Linked DNA regions of Homo sapiens: region 2 is linked to region 1. A link is a loop called in an ENCODE intact Hi-C map of the cell type or tissue named here. Cell type or tissue: natural killer cell. All regions are shown on one strand. Links, peaks and the distances in the headings refer to the core of each region. The heading gives the core; the rest is flanking DNA. Region 1 overlaps ACOXL (acyl-CoA oxidase like). Region 2 holds the start of LOC124907866 (a long non-coding RNA gene).

Region 1 (2,916 bases), core at 209-2,708:
TCAAAAACGCAACCATCCAAAAGATGGCTTTGTTTTAAGATTATACCATTGGGGTTGAATAATTTCTTGGCAACCCTGTGTATATCTGGTTGGAGCCTCACTGTGAAGTCTGAAAAAGAGACAGATGGAACAGTCTACCAGAGAGCCTCAGTGACAGAAACAACTATTCCCTGGAAGGGGAAAAAAGGGCAGAAAGGCATTTTTGTTTATTTTTACAAAATTTGGAGGAAAACGGTCTCCTCAGCTGTCTCCACAAGATCAAACCAGCCCCAAATGGGAGTTGCTAGGTATTTGCCAACACTTGAAATCAAAATCCAATAGGCCTGATGGCTGTGGTTCTGGTCTTTTCCTCCCTTTTGTATTTCAAGATGGCAATTTCATTTGCTCATTGATGCTGCTTTTTCATTCAATAAGCATTCTGATTCATCTATGAACTTCAAACTCTGCTTCTAATCTAAATCAGAACACAAAAGTACACAACCCCTTCACTTCTTCTAGGCCATCTGGGCTCATTCTAAACAAAAACACGAGCACAGTCTCAGAATGAGTGCTTAATCACCCCGGGTCTGTACTTTGTTGTAAAGGCAGGCCTCCAATAGTCTAGCTCAGGACGGTCACACTGTGAGCAGTTCGATCACACGCAGGTTCCCCAACTCTCTCTTTCCCCGTCCAGCCCTCGAGGGGTGCCAGGGCCTCTTACGGGGCCGGTGACTATAACTCCCATATTAGGTTTGGGCACAGGCCTGAACAGGATGCCAGATTTAGCCTTTCTTAGGTGAGAAGCCAATAGAAAGAAGTCAGTTGTGGGAAAGAACTGCATTTAGACTTTGCTTAAGAGTCACAACTCTGTGGACCTCCATTTAACTATCACAGAACCAAATGGAAAATTTGCTTCCTTCTTCGTTTATTAAAGAAACATAACTAATGAAAAAACAAAGCAAAATCGTTGTGTTAGGAATTAGTTCACTGCTCTCATCCTCCACTTTCACGAGCTCTTCTTAGAAATACAAGCATAAGTGACATGTGCACAGATTCCACGCATTAGTTCACGTGTTCTCTCCAGTATCAGACAAGTGAGAGCCAAAGGGGTGATGCTCACCTCTGAGCCTGTTTCCTCTTTTATCTTGGCCCAGGGGCACTCACCAGGAGGGAGCAGCCTTCTTCACTCTGCTGCACTGCGTCAGGCAGGAAGAACATCTAAACTCTCTTTCAATCTTGCAGAAAGAGAAAAAAACAAAACACCCACACAGTGGGGAAATTGTTCCCCACTGTGTGGGTGATGGGGCCCCGAGAGCTGTTATCTGCAAAGGGCACTTCTGGGGGTTACCCAGCTGTCACCACTGTGTGGATTCCACCCAAAAACCTCAAGCCAAACAGTGGGGAATGAACATCAAGAGACAATTTTCCACTCTGTGAAAATGGCTTGACTTTACAAAAATAAATTAAAGCGCCATGATAATAAACGAAACATGAGCAGGACCTGTTGTTAAGCGCGCAGGCAGTCATGGCAGAGGCTCTCCTTGCTTGGTACATTTACACCATCGAAATATGATGATTCTTTCTCTGCTTCCTGACCCCTCAGCTCCCTACCCACATGCTCATATGAAGACACACACAAACACATACACCCCCCCCAACACACACACACCCCTCTATACCACAGACAGATCTGGAATAACTGGTCTAGCAAGAGTTAGAGGTGTCTGGGGTCAGCAGTGGAAGTGGTTGGGGTGGGCATGTGTTACACTGTGTGTGTGTGTGTGTGTGTGTGTGTGTGTGTGCGTGTATGCATACTTGCATGCTCACATGCGGGAGGATGGTCTCACCCTGAACGCTGTTCATTTGAATAAAGGAGAGCTAACAGCTGAAGCACCACTGCATATGCATGCAAACAAAATCAGGCCTCCTTTGGGCCTCAAGTCCTCTGTTGCCACACAAGAGCCCCTCCGGCTCTGAGGCAATCCTGCCCCCTCTGTGTCTGCAGCAGCCTGAGAGGCACTGCTGGCTGGCCAAGGGTACAGGATTTTAGTGACTTCTTTCCCTCCTCTGCACATTCATCGCCTTTAAGGTCCCCAAATCCATTCTTCTTCAAGAGTGAACCCATCCTCCCAGTATTGTCATTTTGGAACCACGTTTTCCTGTCCCCCTTTCCTTCATCCCCTCTTCTGTCTACTAAAGGAGTCTGCTGGGGCTTTCCCCACCATCTCTCTTGGTCCTGACGCCCATGTTAGAATTTTGGAAGCAGATCTGATCTGCTTCCAAATTCCAAATCTGGTCTTAGATTTAGAATCTAAAGTCTCAAATCTTGATGCCAAAGGTATCCCTACCCACACAAAGAGGACCCCTTCCCTCAACTCTGGCATCTGGGTTTGGGGTCAACATGACAAGGAAAATGGTAATCGATAGGAAAACAGTATGGCCCCTCCTCAAAAACTTAAACTTAGAGTTACCATAGGATTCAGGAATTCCACTTCTGGGCATGTACCCAAAAGAATTGAAAGCAGGGTGTCAAAGAGATATTTGTACATCCAAATTCATAGCAGCATTATTCACAGTGGCGAAGAGGTGGAAGCGACCCAAGTGTCTACTGATGGATGAATGGAGAAACAGAACGTGGCCTATACATGCTATGGAATATTATCCCACAGAAGGGAATGAAATTCTGGTACATTCTACAATATGCATGAATCTTGAAGAATTATGCTAAGTTAAATAAGGTAGTCACGAAAAGGCAAATGCTGTATTATTCCACTAATATAAAGTCCCTAGAATAGTCAAATTTATAGAGACAAAAAGTAAAATGGTGGTTGTCAGGAAGTGAAGAGGAGTTGAGGAAGGAAATGTATTGTTTAATGGGTATGGAGTTACAGTTTGCAATGTTGAAAACGCTCTGGAGATGGACAGTGGTGTTGATTG
Region 2 (2,916 bases), core at 273-2,772, 200 kb before region 1:
GGAGTCACAGGCGAGTGCAGGTGGAGCCAAGGGCAAATGGGCTCTCCAAGGTAGTGACCGAGAGGGACCAAAGAGATTAATTGGCAAATAGGACTAAGAATCAGTGAAGAAACAGGTAGGTATGGAGATCAAACGCGAACAGGGTCAAATGAGTAATTTATGGAATCTAAATATTGTTCTATGGTTCAAATTGTAGTGAAATCTGAGAGGCAACTCCTGATAACAGCTATCTTACCCTTGGGTACCGTTTCCCTAGCCCCCTTCTCGGGTCTGCAGGGTCTGTTACTTAAGCCAGTAACAGCTTCCACCTCTGCTTGGTAGATGGGAAACTGAGTCACAGAGAAGCTGGCTTTCTCCTGTCTTACAGGACCCCCAGCAACAAGGATGTGATTAACAAGCCTTGAGAGTGACTCCAGAAGCCTGCCACCACAGTACCCCTCATGGTTCCACTGCAGTCACACCTCCCGTGTGTGCTCTCATGGTGCTGAAGGGGTGGAGTGGTGGAATTTTCTATGAATTTGCTCATCTGAGTGGGCCCCGCAGGAAGAAGCCCAGCTTTCTGGTCCTAGTTCTATTGCCGGCTGACTAGCTATGCAATGGTGGCTAGTCACTTGTTTTCCTGTCCCTCCTGCTTTTCCTGGTTGTCAGATGAATGTTCTGGCTTATGCCATCTTCAAAATCTCAATGTTTTTGTCTTTGCAGGGGAATCTGACCTTGGTTCAGCCATCTGATGAACCAAGTTCATCTCTTGCATCTTCTTGGCAGTCTGTCTATAGAGCATCTTCTCAGGTTAGGCAAGGTGGAGCTATGTGATTGAGGGAGGGGCTTTTGACTTGAGTCAAAATTAGGCTGCCTGGGACAATCATGGACCATGCCTGCCATACAAGCTGCATTTTTAATGGTACCCCTTTAAATATTTGTGCTCAGATCTCAATTACCCTTGACAATGTAGAATGCAACATTGGAATGTTTGACAATGCAGGAATGCATGCAAAATATAATTTTAAAAAATATCAGCTGGGCGCAGTGGCGTATGTCTGTAATCCCAGCACTTTGGGAGGCCGAGGCGGGTGGATCACCTGAGGTCAGGAGTTCAAGACCAGCCTGACCAATATGGTGAAACCCCATCTCTACTAAAAATACAAAAAATTAGCCAGGCATGGTGGCAGACACCTGTACTCCCAACTAGTGGGGAGGCTGAGACAGGAGAATTCCTTGAACCCAGGAGGTGGAAGTTGCAGTGAGCTAAGATCACGCCACTGCACTCCAGCCTGGGTGACAGAAGAAGACTCTGTCTCAAAAAAATATATATCATATTTGGCCCAGATCTACGTTTTTTGCCTCCAACAAGTTTTCATGAGGTTAAGTTAAATGTGGGAATTTATTTCAGACAGTCTGCAAAGTGGATAGCTCACTAGAGCAAACATACAATCACCTGCAGGCTGACTGTAGTCAAAATAATCTACTGTCACCCTGAATAGGTTTTCTCACATAACATCTACAAAAACCCAGCATACCATTGTCACACCCACATGGTGCCTTCTGATATGTGACATTAGAAAACCTCAATCTCCTAAAAAAAATCATAAAATAGTTTCAGTATATATGAACTCGGCACACGTTTTTGTTCAGTGAAACTTCTTTCTTTGATGATGCCTGTTCAAATATTTGCAAATATTGAGAAAACGCCCACATAAATCATCCTCTGTTGCTGAGGCCACACAGTCTGCAGAAACCAACAGGTAAGACACAAAATACTGAACGCCACTGGAGGTCACGCAAATTCCAGGAAACCTCAGGCCATCTTAGCCTTCCTCTCCCAACCCCAATCTGTTAGTTTCTAACCGAATGTGCTAGAGAAGCCAGCCAGAGCACCATGAAAGTCAGCAAGAAGGTGAAATGGTGAGAGGAGGAGGGGCCTTTGGTTACATCTCTTTTCACCTCTCACTCTAGATGTGAAGAAACTCAGAGGGGGCTGCGGCATCCCAAGTCGGGGAGGCCATGAGGACCACTAGAAGCAGGCCTGGAGGTGTGGTCTCTGGGGCTGGGCTCTGTCGCTGCCCTCTGTACCCCAAAATGCCTCTGAGATGCCCATGTAACCTCCAGGGGAGCCCAGGAGCTTCACCTCCTGCAAATGGGGAGAGATGGACAGTAGGAGAAGAACAAGAGAGAAGCAAGAAGCAAATGGTAGGAGAAAACACAGGATAGAGGGAAGAAAGACCAAAGGCCGGTGAGCAGAGAAAAGAGGTGAGCATCCAGGGCCCAAGAGCTGCTTCAAGGTCATGGAAAGCCAGCCTGCACCTGGAAGGAAAGGTCCTTGCAGAATAGAACTTAAAGCAGGAAACAGAGAATTAAGCGTGGCAAACAAGAAACGCCCATGTGCCTGAATCTATATCATTCTAAGTCAGTGTATCAGACGCCCAGGACTCTGAAAAATCAGGGTTCCCAGACAAACCCAACACTTGGTATGAGCAGCGCTTCTTTATTATAAAACTAACATCACTGAAAGCTTTTTTTTTTTTAAAGACCAAAAATATCACATCTTAGGCAAATGAGTTGAAAATCCCTCAGAGTGACACCCTATTTTTTTTCCACCCATTTCTAAAGTCAGAGGACACCTGGTAAAGAAGCTGGTTTTTAGATAAAGAAATGCAATTCCTGGTGCACGCGGTTTCCTGGTGGTACAGCACTGAAGTGACATCATGGAAATATTTGTACCTCAAGGTCAGTCTGCAAGGTTTCTGTGTGAAAGCATGAGTCTTAGTGGTGGGAAAGTATGTGTGTGCACCTTTGTGATCTGCTGCTGTTTACTGCTCTCTGCTTCAAAGACAAAGTTTTAATTAAATCCAGGTGGGCAGCTTGCCAGGGTTTTCCACACTTTTGGCTCACCTAGGTAGGCAGCCTAAGTGCAGGTTA

What was found. Peaks named below come from ENCODE experiments on the same cell type or tissue, not always from the same donor. Only the 100,000 strongest peaks of a DNase experiment are listed, where the experiment ranks them.
Region 2: a loop joins it to region 1, with 7 times the contacts of the local background. A loop is called at or near these places in 2 of 110 quality-filtered maps.

Annotation. Positions count from the first base shown.
Region 1 is chr2:110,845,507-110,848,422 of GRCh38, reverse strand. All of the region lies in intron 10 of ACOXL (acyl-CoA oxidase like), which reads right to left. Among named protein-coding and RNA genes, the nearest start is that of ACOXL, 110 kb to the right of the region's middle. RefSeq lists an enhancer at 1,192-1,261. In natural killer cell, for the core only: no CTCF peak of the experiment used is centred there; DNase peaks (open chromatin) are centred at 722, 1,242 and 1,642; H3K27ac peaks cover 1,327 bases.
Region 2 is chr2:111,049,869-111,052,784 of GRCh38, reverse strand. All of the region lies in intron 16 of ACOXL (acyl-CoA oxidase like), which reads right to left. LOC124907866 (a long non-coding RNA gene) reads left to right here and starts at 2,608. Exons shown (of 2, transcript XR_007087182.1): 1 at 2,608-2,724. RefSeq lists a silencer at 2,639-2,916 and an enhancer at 2,639-2,916. In natural killer cell, for the core only: no CTCF peak of the experiment used is centred there; no DNase peak of the experiment used is centred there; H3K27ac peaks cover 790 bases.